Linked DNA regions of Homo sapiens: region 2 is linked to region 1. A link is a contact called in ENCODE Hi-C or POLR2A ChIA-PET data. All regions are on one chromosome and are shown on one strand. Each heading gives the region's core, a stretch centred on a gene start or an enhancer-like site at or near the end of the contact. The rest is flanking DNA. Distances are from core to core; before and after follow the strand shown. Region 1 overlaps ST6GALNAC3 (ST6 N-acetylgalactosaminide alpha-2,6-sialyltransferase 3). Region 2 overlaps ST6GALNAC5 (ST6 N-acetylgalactosaminide alpha-2,6-sialyltransferase 5).

What was found. Hi-C counts contacts between places; a loop is a spot of excess contacts on that map. ChIA-PET counts read pairs that join two places held with the same protein, here RNA polymerase II (POLR2A). Pooled maps may share reads with other maps.
Region 2: a pooled map shows a loop between it and region 1 (4-fold over the local background). The contact joins two enhancer-like sites. A Hi-C loop is called at or near these places in 1 of 168 maps with a recorded cell type or tissue (endothelial cell of umbilical vein) and 4 of 50 pooled maps. POLR2A ChIA-PET finds 5 or more read pairs at or near these places in 1 of 52 experiments (GM12878).

The regions. Positions count from the first base shown.
Region 1 is chr1:76,153,319-76,156,285 of GRCh38, forward strand. All of the region lies in intron 1 of ST6GALNAC3 (ST6 N-acetylgalactosaminide alpha-2,6-sialyltransferase 3), which reads left to right. Among named protein-coding and RNA genes, the nearest start is that of ST6GALNAC3, 80 kb to the left of the region's middle. RefSeq lists a silencer at 963-1,072. Within about 2 kb of position 1,518, at least 19 of the 41 ENCODE cell types and tissues checked have a DNase peak (open chromatin) inside an H3K27ac peak, as active enhancers do.
Region 2 is chr1:77,017,523-77,020,489 of GRCh38, forward strand. The region is part of intron 2 of ST6GALNAC5 (ST6 N-acetylgalactosaminide alpha-2,6-sialyltransferase 5); the gene reads left to right. Among named protein-coding and RNA genes, the nearest start is that of MIR7156, 41 kb to the right of the region's middle. Within about 2 kb of position 1,414, at least 2 of the 41 ENCODE cell types and tissues checked have a DNase peak (open chromatin) inside an H3K27ac peak, as active enhancers do.

The DNA.
Region 1 (2,967 bases), core at 268-2,767:
TCCTTTTTGTTGCCAGAATAACCTAATCTAAACCAGAAACTCCATCTTTTCTTCCCCAGGGCTCCTATAGACCCATAGGCGGCTAGAGTGTACCTGTGAGCCTCTGGGGAGATGTCTCACCGCCAGAGAGCTGTCCCCAACTCAGGACCTCACCTGCCTGTGCGTGCGAAATTACACCTGAGATGGAGTGGCTGTGTCCAGCTAACAAAGCCGTTTGGGGAGGGGATTTCAAGCATGGCTATTCCTTGTTCACTTTAATAAAACATGGCATGAATTCAGGCAAAGGGACTTACTCCTTACTCCCTCACCTCAGATTTTTCTGTGTTTTGCTGTTGGTATAACTTGTCCTGTGTTGCTAAGTTTTAAACATATCTATATTTTGTTTAAAACACTAACCATGGCTTTGTTTGAGTGGCTTATTTTTATGTCCTAAGGAGTTGACCTAGACAGGGAACAGTTAGTCATATTCTGTTTCAGGCCAATGCCTCTGAGCCCCTTCCCTTCTCGTTTTTCTCTGTCTGAAATGATGCTCTTGGCTGGCCCCATTTTGCTGTTTGTCCAAACGGGCGCCCCTCAGCAATGGGCAACTTTCTCCATTTTGGTGTCTTATCTAAGACCTTGCCCACTGGCTTAAAGAGTTGGCTTGGGTTCCGTCACAGTGATGAGTTGCCTGTCCCGCCGTCTGTAGTCGGGAGGGCTTTTTCCGTGATGAGAATGAGCTGCAAACTCAGGCAAACACTGATCAGGAGAGACATGAAACCCAACCTGGCCCAGTCGGCTTAAAAATAGTCCAGTCATTTCACCCCTGGAATTTTCTCTTGCTTATGTGGGTGGACAATTCTCTTGGAACACCACCAAGATCATGAGGAGGAGAAAACAGAGCAGGCACCAACCACATGAATCCAACCCAGGCTGACCCCGTAGCCGGTGGTGCATTGGCCCTCACAGGTTTGCACCCTGCATGCAGGGCCCTTTCTCCCCCACGAGAGGGCGCTCTCGTCACTCTTAAAGCAATCGTACTGGGGAACACTCAGGTTGTTTCTTAGTGAAGTCCCCGAAGAGCACTGCATTTAAGCTGCTACTTTGTGTCTCAGCTTCTACTTTCAAGGTTTGTTATGAATGTAAAGACATTCTCCAACTCAAGCAAGTGTGGGCAATATTAGTGTCTGGAAACGCCTGTTGCAAATGAAGCACAGCCACTGCTTGTTTGTGTTTCGTTAGTGAAACGTGATTGTAACCCAGGGTTTTTGACGCTCACAGAAGCATCCGCCTTGGTAATGCTGTACATCCAGGCTGCTCTTCTTTGTCCCTAACCTGGTTGCAATGTGGCCGTAGCATGCTTGTGTTGACATCTGACAGGAGATGAGGACTTGACTTCCTGGGCTGATCTTGCTTATTTTGGGGAGAGCAGGAGTGCCCGTGGTTAGTGTGGATCAGCCTGACAGGAGATTTTCTATTGAGGGAGGATTTAAGACTGCATGCAGGCAAGGGAAATACAAGCCATATTTCACCAGCTCAATACACCAGGGAGCGCTACCATTTAACGAAAACCACCATTCTGACTTCCGGGTTTTTAGGTCATCTGGCAGCCACTGGGTGGGGTCAGTTTCTTGGCCCTTGATTAGAAGTTCCTTCTGATTACAAAACACCTCTTGATTGAAATCTTTGCATTTTCTTTGCATTTGCATTTCCACCAATCTTTTTATTTTTTATTTTTTTTGCCTTGGAGGATGTGTGTATGTGAGGGTGACCTTCTCTTTATTTGTGGGAATCGGGGAGTGCCCTCCTCCCTACAAAGTCACTATAAAGCTACGGGCTTTGCTGCCCTTGGTACAGGGTCTAGAAGTGGTTGTTGGGTGGTGACCAGCACAGTGACAGTTTATTTCCTGGACCTTTGAACCTAAATTCCCACAGGAAGAACATAAAGGACTCAGCAAATCTTGCCCCCCGACCCCCGTCTCCTCCATGCGCCTACACTGGAGCCATGAGTACTACTGCTACCGTCACTACAGCCAAATTATTATAGAGAATTACTATGTGCCAGGCATGGGTAATTTTTGGTTGTTTTAATCAACTTTGTTTCAAACAGCTTTAGATTTGCAGAAAAACTATGAATATAGCAAGAGTTCCCCCACTTTCTCCTTTTTTTATTTATTTTATTTTATTTTTTTGAGACGGAGTCTCTGTCGTCCAGGCTGGAGTGCGGTGGCGCAATCTCGGCTCACTGCAAGCTCCGCCTCCCGGGTTCATGCCATTCTCCTGCCTCAGCCTCCCGAATAGCTGGGACGACAGGCGCCCGCCACTACGCCTGGCTAATTTTTTTTTTTTTTTAATATTTTTAGTAGAGACAGGGTTTCACCGTGTTAGCTAGGATGGTCTCGATCTCCTGACCTCGTGATCCACCTGCCTTGGCCTCCCAAAGTGCTGGGATTACAGGTGTGAGCCACCGCGCCCGGCCTCCTATTTTTAACATATAGTTTCTCCTGTTGTTGTTGTTTTAATCATATTAGCATAACACATTTGTTACAATTAGTGAAGGAATATTGATACATTATTATTAACTGAAGCCAATACTTTATTCGGATTTCCTTTATTTTGACCTAGTGTCCTTTTTCTGCTCCGGGAGCCTACCCAGGATACCGCCTTACCTTAGTTGTCATGTCTTCTTAAGATCCTGCTGGCGGTAGTGGTTTCTCAGACTTTAAACTTGTTTTTAATGACCTTGACAGTTTTGAGGAGTACTGCTCAGGAGTTTAGTAGAAGGTTCCTCTTTTGGAATTTGTCTAAGGTTTTCTAATAATTAGACTGGGGTTATGGGTTTTTGAGAGGAAGAAGGCAGAGAGAAAATGCCATTCTTATCACATCATATTCAGGGTACATATTATTAACATGATTTAACGTTGTAGATGTTGAACGTCATCACCTCGCTGAGACGGTGTTTGTCAGGTTTCTTCTCGTAAAGTTACT
Region 2 (2,967 bases), core at 164-2,663, 860 kb after region 1:
CAAGCAAGAGGGACCCAGGGATCCAGGTCCTCTGAGTTTTCAAGGGAGGCCAAAGGATTCTAGGTTTTATCTTTATGTGTTTAAATGACAAAGCTCCTCATTTTGAAATGTTGCAGTGCTGTTGACACGTTACTAATAAGGTTTGTGTCCTTATGTTGTAGAAGGAAAAGTAATGGTTTGCTGAATATTATTAAAAGTTCTTACGTAGGATTTTGTAAGTCTCAATAGTATGAGAAAGAATGAATGTGAGATAGGGATTTGGTATTAAATATTAAATACAAGTCTTCAGAATATGGAGGTCATATTACAGAGATAATATGTAAAGAGACATAATATAGTACAATGGAAAGAACACTACACGTGGGATGAGAATTACTCAGGATGTCCACAGACAAGGGCTTCATTAGCCCTGCCTCAGTTTCTTCATCTGGAGAGCCAAAGATTCAATTCACAGTCCATCTAGGCTCTCTTCTAACCTTAACCTTGGTGACAGCCCTAGACCCACACTGAAATCCATCAGAGATCCTTCATTGGCGCTGAGCAGTTTATGTTTCATTCTGAATGATGGAGTTCTCTTCCATTAGGCAACTTCAGGCAAGAAGAAGAAGACTGTATCAGGGGTTCACAAAATAAAGAAAAAAGAAAGCAGGAAGGAGAGTTCTAGAAAGAGCCACCCTTTAGAAAAATTCTGGTGCACCTTCATCTTCTCACCATCACGATACCCCCATTTTTGCTTCTAAGTCTTTATAGATCATAAGTCAACTTCCTACCAACAGTTAAGAATCTTAACAACAGTTAGAAACTCAGAATCCTAGCAGCACAGGCATCTTCTGAGTACTCACCATGCACGAGGCACTGTGCCAGGTACAAACATTCATATTCCTCACAACAACCCCAAGTGATAGGTTTCTAGAGAACTGTTACTGTACACATCTTGCAGATAGGAGAACTGGGGCTGAGAAATGGAAAAGCCATTTGTGCAAATCCACACAGCCAGGAGGAGGCAGATCACCCAGCACTGACTCCACAGCCATTGATCCTAATCACTCCCAAGAGGCTGAAACATGTGCTACACCAGTTGGGCTCTGGGAATCTGGCCTCAGTTTAAATCCTGCGTCTGCCACACAGTGAATGTCCTTGAAAAAGTAATTTAACCTCTTTAAAGCCTCAGTTTTCCGACCTGTCATTGAGAAGAATGAAGTAACTGCCACAAGTTTTGAGGATTAGTGAGCTCTACATAAGGGATGTCAGGTACATTATAAGCGTTCAATAAATGGTGGTGATTATTGTTATTAGTCCACTATCATTCTTAAATATCTTGTTTCTTACTGAACTGCTAGGAGTTGCAAAACCATCCTGTTAAGCAGGAAAAGCAAGGAAGCCACTTAACAGATGCAAATGGCATTTCACAAGGGAGTCAGAGACAGGGGCTGAGAAGGGACTCAGATGGCTTCAGCCCAGCTCCTAGCTGACTGAACAGATCACTTCCTTGAAGCCTCTAGAGGAAGCAGTGAAATGATATCAATTCCCCTGAGCTTTGGAAGGGAAAAAGATTCTATCTTGCTTAAACTGTTCTACTGTAGAGAAATCATATGCTTTAGATGCCAGGGCAGGGGGGAGATACCCCTGGATCTTCCCAAAGGTCATTTGTTGCAGGCAGAGGGATTAAATACTTACCACTGCTTGCTGGTATGGAACACTGAAAACACATCTTCTCTCTAGATAGAATATATGAAACAAAAAGGAGGCTCCCTTCTGCCAGCTGAGGGAAATTGCAGGGCAGTGCACTTTGTCATCACTGTGGAAGTGCCTGGTAGAACAGGTGACATTGGGCAAGAGAAAGCCCTTCAGTGCCAGATTTGTTTTCATCACTGTGTTCTGTTCTCATCATATTGTGGTGTGAGACTCGCAAAATCTCATGCATTCTCACCACGGGAGCCTGCATCTTCATTGCTGAAGGGAAGTGGAGAGCTCAAAGCAGTTCATGCAGGCAATTCCTCCAAAAAGTTCCCCAAACTATCTGGAGCATCATCTCATTCTCCACTTCAAGTTAATTCCAAAGGCTGGCCTGGAGGAACTTCTGCACAGAATTTATAATTAGCCCAGCTTTGTGGAATAGTCAGGCCTGAGTCCTTTGTTCATGCTGATATGAGTAGCAGAAGGGTTTCTGCAAGTTCTTGCCCAGTTGCAATTGAAGTGTTTAGGCGGTTAGCTCTTTCTGCTAGAAAACTCACCTTGGGTGTGCCTGCCACTCTGGCACATGTCTTCAAAAATGTGCTTTGTCACATTTAAATACTGATGTTTTGTTCCTAGTTATGGAAATGTAGGAGTGTCTGTCTGATGGTTCATTTCTAACCCCCAAATTCCTATCTTATACTTTAAACTGCCCTGAAAATCAAAAGCCCTTGGAATCAAACTCCAGATACACAGCCACATTGCCAACACACTACTTTAGCAAAAGATCCAGAACATATTTTACATGAAAACCTGTCAGACTGGTTTTTTATTATAAAAATAATGTAAAGAATTGAGCCAAGCACCCATGTTATTCTGATGACAAAGAAAACTAATTGTGCTAATAACACTAAGCAAAGTCTTCAGCAATCATTCTGAGCTGTAAATTGGGCATGCTTTTTTAACTGTGGAGCCTCTTTATGAGGTATATGAAGATAACAAGCATGCTTTTGAGGGGATTCTTGTGTAATTGACATTTTTTAAGTGCCGAGAATGTGGTTCTAAGACACATTTGAGACTGGGGTCTTGCACTCGTTAGGCAGTCCAAAGTATTTTTAGCTTCCTTCTCATTGGAGAGCTAGCATTTGGGGCGTAGGGAGAATGAAGCTTATGCCATGCTTTTGTTTCCTTTGTTGTTTGTTTGTTTGTTGGGGAGTGTGGGGATACAGGATCTCACTTTGTCACCCAGGCTGGAGTACAGTGGCACAGTCTCAGCTCACTGCAACCTGCACC